Regions from separate parts of the Homo sapiens genome. Here region 1 is linked to region 2. The links are chromatin loops, found by intact Hi-C in ENCODE. Cell type or tissue: PC-3. All regions are shown on one strand. Each heading gives the region's core, and the rest is flanking DNA. Links, peaks and the distances in the headings are about the cores only.

Region 1 (4,401 bases), core at 223-4,222, 280 kb after region 2:
CAGACCTACATCCTACGCCAGGTTAAGAGAGTTCCATATAATAGAAAAGTTTTTAATTCCTAAATTAATAAATTCTGTTCAATTTTTAAAGATAAGCATGTTTCCAAGAAACACTACCATTCAAAGCTTCATCTGGAAGAGTGAATTTAAAAACATAGACAAAGGAATTTTTTTTTTTTGAGATGGAGTCTCGCACTGTCGCCCAGGCTGGAGTGCAGTTGCGCCATCTCGGCTCACTGCAACCCCTGCCCCCTGGGTTCAAACAATTCTCCTGCCTCAGCCTCCCAAGTAGCTGGGATTACAGGCACCCGCCACCTTGCCCAGCTAATTTTTTGTGTTTTTAGTAGAGATGGGGTTTCATTATGTTGGTCAGGCTGGTCTTGAACTCCTGACCTCATGTGATCCACCCACCTCGGCCTCCCAAAGTGCTGGGATTACAGGTGTGAGCCACCACACCTGGCCAACAAAGGAATTTTTTAAAAAGAACAAGACTGTGAGGTGAAGCTAAAGAACTAGCCCTTAACAACATAAAAACATACCATAAAGTTGTAATAATTCAGTTAATCTCCATTACTGTTTTAAGTGAGGATTTGGCATAAGAAAGGAAAAAATCAATCTGTGAAACAGAATAGGAAATATAGAAACTGACCCATGTGTATAACTCATGTGCAGAATGATAAAGGTAAATCATTCAAAATTGTAGGAAAAGGATGGATAGGAAAATACAATAAAAATAGAATTTGAAAACCTATTTATCCATTTGTGGGGTAAAAATAACTTTACAGCTCACATGTCATATATTCCAGATTCAGTAAAACCATAATATTATTGTAAAAAATAGAATAATTTTCAGAATATGGAAGGCCTTGTAAGTAATAACTGGGAAAAAAACAATAATGGGAAAGACAGACAAGTTTGGCTACATAGAATGTAAATTTTTGTATAATAATAATAATAAAAGTAATATAAATAGAAGTCAAGAGACAGACTGGGAGAAACTCTTCCACTTAGAAAACATACAAAGACAATACCACACATTGGTGAAGAAAGGATGTAGACTGCGTTTGTCTGACTGTCTGACTTTGTGCCCAGCTCTGCCACCAACTGTGACCTTGGGCAAGGTCATTGTCATCAATTTGTTTAATATAGTTGCTGCTTTGGCATCCATTCCTAAGCCAGACATTTTATATATATATATATATATATATATATATATATATATATATATATATATTCCCCCCCAGACGGAGTTTCGCTTATGTCGACCAGGCTGGAGTAGGAGTACAATGGGGCAATCTTGGCTCACCGCAACCTCTGCCTCCTAGATTCAGGCGATTCTCCTGCCTCAGCCTCCCGAGTAGCTGGGATTACAGGCGTGCGCCACCACACCTAATTTTGGGATTTTTTTTTTTTTAAGTAGAGACGGAGTTTTATCATGTTGGTCAGGCTGGTCTTGAACTCCTGACCTCAGGGGATCCACCCACCCTGGCCTCCCAAAGTGCTGGGATTACAGGCGTGAGCCACCTTGCTCAGCCGTTAATATATTTTTTGAAGCTCAGCCGCACCCCATCACCTTTGTCCTAGTTAAACCTCCCCTCGCGTGTGAGTAGTTGTGATACAGCCTGCTTCTTCCTCATCTCACTGACCTGAAACCCAGCACACCCCACGGCTGCTGGTGGTGGTGAAGCCTCCTGGTCAGCACCAGAAACTATAACAAAGTTCCTCGCTTTGCCGTGGTTTCTTTACAGTCGCCCATCCACACCTGCACAGGGAAGGCCTAGGGGAAAACACCCATGGACCCCAATAAAGGCACAGCCCCCAAGTCCTCCCTCTCTCAGTCAGCCGCACCTTCTGCTTGAGCCTGTGTCCCTGACAGCCCTGACTGCTCCCCGCTTCCTGCTGGCCCCGTAAGGTCTGCTGCCCTCCCGCCGCGGGGTCTGTGAGTAATAAAACTGCTCTGTTCTGGATTTCGCTGTACTGCCTCCACTGTGTCTCACCTGGCCGACTCACCTGAACCCAGCTTCTTTCTCCGTCAAGACTCTCCTAGAGATCGGCCATCCTGGTAGGAATAAACTGCACACAGGTCAGGCAAGAGCCACAGGGTGTCTGCCAGTATCAACAAGCTTCTTGTGGAAGGGAGGCCTGGTCACAGGTTGGACATTTAGGCAGTAGGCTGTCTGCCAGAATGAAGTCGTTAGTAAAAGGCACACTGTCAACATCCGTGACCAAATGCCCAGGAATCTCATCAGGGCAGGGCTAAAGTTTGTAGCCACTCTGCTGAGAGAGACCTCCAGACGAAATGAGAAGCTACGTGCGCGCACACACACACACACACACACACACACACCCCAGTCTTTCAGCTCTCTGTGTCTCAATTCCCTTATTTGTAAAATGGGGACAGATGTGCCGGCTCACTGTACTGAAAGAATGAAATGCAGTCATCTATAAAAAGTGCTTAGAGCAGTACCAGGACTCAATTACCATTGGGTGTTATTATTATTATATACAACCAAAAACATCTAGAATATTTGACTATGCGAAAAACTCCTAAAATTAGTTTTAGAAGTATAAACAATACAATTTACAAATGAGCAAAAAATAAAGACAGGCAACTCACAAAAGAAACATGAATAGCCAATAAATAGAAACCAAAAATTTTCAACCACAATGATAATCAAAGAAATGCAAATTAAAATATCAGTAAGATGCCAACCTGCATGCATCAGGTTAGAAAACGTATGGGATAACTATGGCGATGGATACGACAACACCATAGTCAGACAGCCTGTTGACAGGCAGGCAGTCATTCCTACCAGTGTTGGTGAATACAAACCCATGCATTCTTTTGGGGGGTGAATTTGGTAGAATATTATAAAATGTAAAATGTAAACACTCTTTCATCTAACAGCTCCAATCCTTGAGTCTGCACTAGAGAAATACTCTAAACAGGTATTGTTCATCACTGAGAAGGTAGGACAGCCTCTAAATGCCCTACTTACAATACTGTAAGATAATTAGTAGTTCATGGTTCAATGCAACGATGCATATCTGTACATATTGCCAAGAAATTTTCAGTCATACTGTTGTTATTTTTTAAATTGAAGAACAATATATAAAAACTGGTCCCATATATATTTTAAAGCCCACAATAAAAAATAGTATATAATATAGAATTTACACATATAAACATATGTGGCATATAAAACATATTTATAGAACATATGTAAAATCATATGTATCATATGTAAATGAAGAGCAACAGTGATCAATTCTAAGGGGAAGGCATATGGGTAGGGGATTGGAGGAACAGAGATTTATCAAGGTTGAATTTTGTTTGCTGTGTATTGACTGAATTATTTACAATAAGGATGCATTCACTTACGGATTGTGAAATTTTAAAATTAAAAAAAAAGACCTGACATATAGGTAATATTCAGTAAATAATTGCTGTTATTGTAGATGTGAATGTAATTATTAATCTTGAAATTATGTATTAGTCTCTTGCTCTTTTTTTTTTGAGATGGAGTTTTGCTCTTGTTGCCCAGGCTGGAGTGCAATAGCATGATCTCGGCTCACTGCAACCCTCGCCTCTCGAGTTCAAGTGATTCTCCTGCCTCAGCCTCCCAAGTAGCTGAGATTACAGGTGCACACCACCATATCCAGCTAATTTTTGTATTTTTAGTAGAGACGGGGTTTCACCATGTTGGTCAGGCTGGTCTCGAACTCCTGACCTCATGTGATCCACCCGCCTCGACCTCCCAAAATGCTGGGATTACAGGCATGAACCACCACGCCCAGCCATCTCTTGATCTTAAGGCACCAAGAGTCTGCTTTTCTGACAACCAGAATGCCACTGTACTATTATTTTTTTTTAAGCTGAAGTCTTCAAACCAGTTTCATACAACCAAAGCAAAGAGGAAGCCTACAGAGTTTCATAAAGTGACCAGGAACAGCTGTCTGGATTGATTCGAAATGAAAGAAAAGCTCGAACTTCCACTGCAGCAATCTTGTACAGCACTTTACTTCGGTAGACCTGACCCAAGCAGCACAGAGCCCGGCATTTGCAAAGGGGAGTATACTTTCAGACATAATGGGAAAGAAGAGAATTAGCATTTTAAGGGTTGTGTCTTTTTTGCTTTATTTATTCATGCTTTATTTTCATCTTTTTAAATAAATCACATTAATAGGCTATATCTGTGTAGCAGACAGAAATGTAATTTATTTGAGAAAGGCAAAAATAAATTGCCATTGGTTTTTAATTTTGATTGTTAATAAGATGATACAGTTAATACTGATTTAAAACGCCTGCAAACAAGCTCTGCAGAATTCAAATTATTTATAGATAAAACGTTAAATATTCTATAACAAGCTTGTATCACAGAAACATCAGTAATTTTGGGT
Region 2 (4,401 bases), core at 230-4,229:
ATTTTTTGATCAGACAAAGTTCAGAATCAAACTGCCAATATAATAGTTCTGTACGAGAAAAAAAAAGGTAAGGAATGGAAGATAGGGATACTATAAAGTAGGAGATATACGACAGGAAATCCATGCCAATAACTCTACATTTACCTCCTAAATGAAGATGTAGCCTTGTTGATCATTGGTTTCAACAAAGTATCAAGAGAGGCACTGATGTCTGCCCATAAGTGTGCAAACTTTTAGGATGTTCTTCCTGAATGGGTATAAAAAGGCTGAGGAATAGTAGGAAACTGAGATACTCTGATCAAGCAATACCCCTTCTGATGTGAACCACGTCTGCCTATATATTTGGCTAAATAAATTGGGAACTTAATCTAATTTTGTCTTGGTTGTCTTTGTGTAGTAGTTTTTTCCTGCTGAATTCTAAGTCCACCTTAAGTAATAAACTTTAAAAATCATTTGTCCTTTCTGGGTTCTATGCTGGGGTCGAGAAGGTGTCATTTTAGTATAGATAATGTAGGCATTTTTTTTCCAAGGAGTGAAATATTTATTGTGAATAAAATTGAAGATATTAATTTCCAAATTCCCCTTGTTGGTAAAGACATAGGAAGAAAACAGAAATGCCCTTGGCAGATGAAAGAAGGATTGCTAGGCACTGCAGACTCAGTACATGGGGAAGTTTAAAATTAAGAGACAAAAGAACAAGTTTGTAAAGCCAGCTTTAGAGGTTTCACAATGAAGGAGCTTAAAAGTGAAGGCTTTGGACATTCAGATGCTGGAGCCTCGGTAGAGGCAACATGCTGGGTAGTGCTGAGTACATTTATTTAGAAGTCATTGAATTGTCTTTTCTATTTATGATCTGTGTATTGAAGCTATTCACCAGATTCTTATTTGTGCTTTTCTTCATAGCATGCATTTTACTTGCCATTAATTGATTCAAAATTATTTTTCTAGCAATTATTCATGCTGATGTGCTCAAGCTTTATTGTTAGATCTAGAAACAGTGATAGGTAAGATGTCCTGAGTACTTGCCCAGGGATATTCACTAAATCTTCACAGCAATTCTAGGACAGAGTCAACATTACCCTGTCACAGCTGGGGATGCTAGGCCTTAGAGAAGTTTAGGAACTTGTCCAAGGTCACACACAATTAGTAAAAATAGTAGAATTGGAATTTGAACCTGGGTAGTTGGGCTCCAGGCCTCCTCCTCTTATCCATTTTATCAAACCAAGTAACACTGTACATTGTTTACGTTGTTTTATTGGAATTATACATAGCATTCTGGAGTGCAACTTAGATTCAAGATACCACATGTACTTTTTATGTTCTGAAGTTTTACATCTAATCTATTCCTACAAATTAATGTATTTTAATCATAATGTCAGTGTAGCATCTAGACATAAAAAAATGGGTATATTACCTTGAACCACCCAAATTTGACCAGTAGGTTGAAAAGAAGTATGGCTGCATTCTGCGCTTCCTCTCTGACACTCTAGCACAGGGCATTGAGGTATAAGAGAATATCAATATTGGCACATATCCAACTCACAGATGTTTGTCTTTTCTTGATGCTCCCTGGTGCCTTAGCTTTGGCCACAGTGCACATAAGCAAAGTGACAGGGCAAGAGAGCCACAAGGAGAAGAGGCTGGAAGTGCAAGAAGGCTGAATGTACGTGAGATGTAGACCAAGGGCCAGGGGCCCAGATTCACAATAGACATCTGCAGTGGGAGGTTGCTGCAGCTACTAGAGATTGCAAGAAGGCAACTATTAGAATCGAAGTCTGTCATGCCTGCTACATGAACTGCAAACATAATTTGGAGGCAGAAGATCCAGTCTGAGGGCTGGTCACGTAGGCATTCTTGGGAGAGGGCAGTACAGGCATGCCTCAGAAATATTGTGAGTTCAATTTCAGACCACTGCAATAAAGAGAACATTTCAATAAAGTGAGTCACACGAAGACTTTGGTTTCCCAGTGCATATAAATCTATGTTTACACTGTACTGTAGTCTATTAAGTATGCAGTAGCATTATTAAAAAATACTCTACATACCTTAATTAAAAATACTTCATTGCTAAAAATGCAACCAACAATCAGAGCCTCCAGCAAAGTCATAATCTTTTTCTGGTGGGAATCTTGCCTCTATGTTGATGGCTTCTGACGGATCAAGGTGTTGAATGCTGAAGGTTAAGGTTGCTGTGGCAATTTCTTAACATAAGACAACAGTGAAGTTTGCTGCATCAATTGACTTTTCCTTTCAGACAATATTTCTTTGTTGCATATGATGCTGCTTGATAGCATTTTTGTCATATTAGAACTTCTTTCAAAATTGGAGTTAATTCTCTCAAGCCCTGCCACTGCTTGATCAACTAAATTTATGTAATACTTTAAATCTTTTGTTGTCATTTCAACAATGTCACAGCATCTTCACCAGGAGAAGATTCTGTCCCAAGAAGCCACTTTCTTAGCTGATCCATAAGTTGCGATTCCTCATCTGTTATAGTTTGATCATGAGATTCCAGCAACTCAGTCACATCCTCATGCTCCACTTCTAATTTCAGTTCTCTTGCTAGTTCTACAACATCTGCAGTTACTTTCTCCACTGAAGTCTTCAATCCCTCAATATTATCTGTGACAGTTGGAACCAACTTCTTCCGAACTCCTGTGAATGTTGACATTTTGACCTCCTCCCATGAATTTCGAATGTCCTGAATAGCATCCCAAATGTTAAATTCTTTCCAGAAGGTTTCCAACTTACTTTTCCCAGATGCGTCAGAGCAATCACTGTCTATGGCAGCTGTGGCTTTATGAAATATATTTCACAAATAATAAGACTTGAAAGTTGAAATGACTCCTTGATCCATGGGCTGCAGAATAGATGTTGTGCTAGCAGACATGAAAACAACATTAATATCTTTGTACATCTCCATCACAGCTCTTAAGACAGGTACATTGTCAAAGAGCAGTAATGTTTTGAAAAGAATCCTTTTTGTTTTTCTGAAAAGTAGTTCTCAACAGTGGGCTTAAAATATTGAGTATACCATGCTGTTAAAAGATGTGCTGACATCCTAGCTTCCCTGTTCCCTTTACATAGCACAAGAAGAGCAGATTTAGCATAATTCTTAAGGGTCCTAGGATTTTTAGAATGGTAAATGAGCATTGGCTTCAACTTAAAAAGTAACGAGCTAGGTTGGGTGTTGTGGCTCATGCCTGTAATCCCAGCACTTTGGAATGCTGAGGTGGGAGGATTGCTTGAGCCCAGGAGTTTGAGACCAGCCTGGGCAACATAGTGAGACCTTGTCTCTAGTAAAAATGAAATAAAATATTTTTGAAATTTGAAAAAAAAATACAGCAGTTACATTAGCCCTTCACAAGAAAGTCAGCCTGTCCTTTGAAGCTTTGAAGCCATGCATTGACTTCTTTCCAGTTATGAAAGCCTTCTTAAATAGGAGATGCCATTTGCCTCTGATGGCTCTTCTTTCAGTAGGAGGGTGTTTTGTATAGATTAAAAATCAGTTGTTTAGTGTAGCTACGTTCATCAATGATCTTAGGTAGATCCTCTGGATAACTTACTGCAGCTTCTACGCTAGTATTTGCTGCATCACCTAGCACTGTTATGTTATGGAGATGGCTTCTTTTCTTAAACCTCATGATCCAGCCTTTGCTAGCTTGAAACTTTTCTTCTGCCAATTCCTCACCTCTCTCAGGCTTCATAGAATTGAATAGAGTTAGGGCCCTGTGCTGGATTAAGCTTCGGCTTAAGAAAATATTGTAGCTGGTTTGATTTTCTGTGCAGACCACTCAAACTTTCTTTAAATCGGCAGTTAGGTTGTTTTGCTTTCTTACCATTTGTGTGTTCACTGGAGTAGCAGTTTTAATATCATTCAGGAACTTTTCCTTTGGATTCACAACGTGGGTAACTGCTTGGTGCAAGAGGCCCAGCTTTTAACCTGTTTTGGCTTTGGACATTCTATCCCCACTAAGCTGAATCATTTCTAGCTTTTGATTTAGGGTAAGAGATGTGTGACTCTTCCTCTCACTTGAAAACCTAGAGGCTACTGTGGGGTTATTAATTGGCCTAATTCCCGTCGTTGTGTCTTAGGCCTGAGGAGCGGGAGAGAGATTGGAAAATGGCTGGTCAGTGGAGCAGTCGGTGCTCATGCAACATTTCTGGATTAAATTCTTTGTCTTACATGGGTGCAGTTCATGGTGCCTCAAGACAATTACAATAGTAATATCAAAGGTCACTGATCACAGATCATCATAAGAAACACAATAATAACGACAATTTGAAATCACAAGAATTACCAAAATGTGACATGGTGATATGAAGCGGGACATGCTGGGAAAATGGCACTAATAGACTTGCTTGAGGCCAGGTTGCCACAAACCTTCAATCTGTAAGAAA

What was found. Peaks named below come from ENCODE experiments on the same cell type or tissue, not always from the same donor. Only the 100,000 strongest peaks of a DNase experiment are listed, where the experiment ranks them.
Region 1: a loop joins it to region 2, with 2.3 times the contacts of the local background. A loop is called at or near these places in 1 of 110 quality-filtered maps.

The regions. Positions count from the first base shown.
Region 1 is chr4:187,584,836-187,589,236 of GRCh38, forward strand. All of the region lies in intron 2 of LINC02492 (long intergenic non-protein coding RNA 2492), which reads right to left. The region is part of intron 2 of LOC105377604 (a long non-coding RNA gene); the gene reads right to left. Among named protein-coding and RNA genes, the nearest start is that of LINC02492, 86 kb to the right of the region's middle. In PC-3, for the core only: no CTCF peak of the experiment used is centred there; a DNase peak (open chromatin) is centred at 2,206; H3K4me3 peaks cover 1,621 bases; H3K27ac peaks cover 1,650 bases.
Region 2 is chr4:187,307,768-187,312,168 of GRCh38, forward strand. It overlaps LOC339975 (a long non-coding RNA gene), which reads right to left. Exons shown (of 5, transcript NR_038931.1): 2 at 1,415-1,911. Among named protein-coding and RNA genes, the nearest start is that of LINC02514, 61 kb to the right of the region's middle. In PC-3, for the core only: no CTCF peak of the experiment used is centred there; a DNase peak (open chromatin) is centred at 1,804; H3K27ac peaks cover 1,143 bases.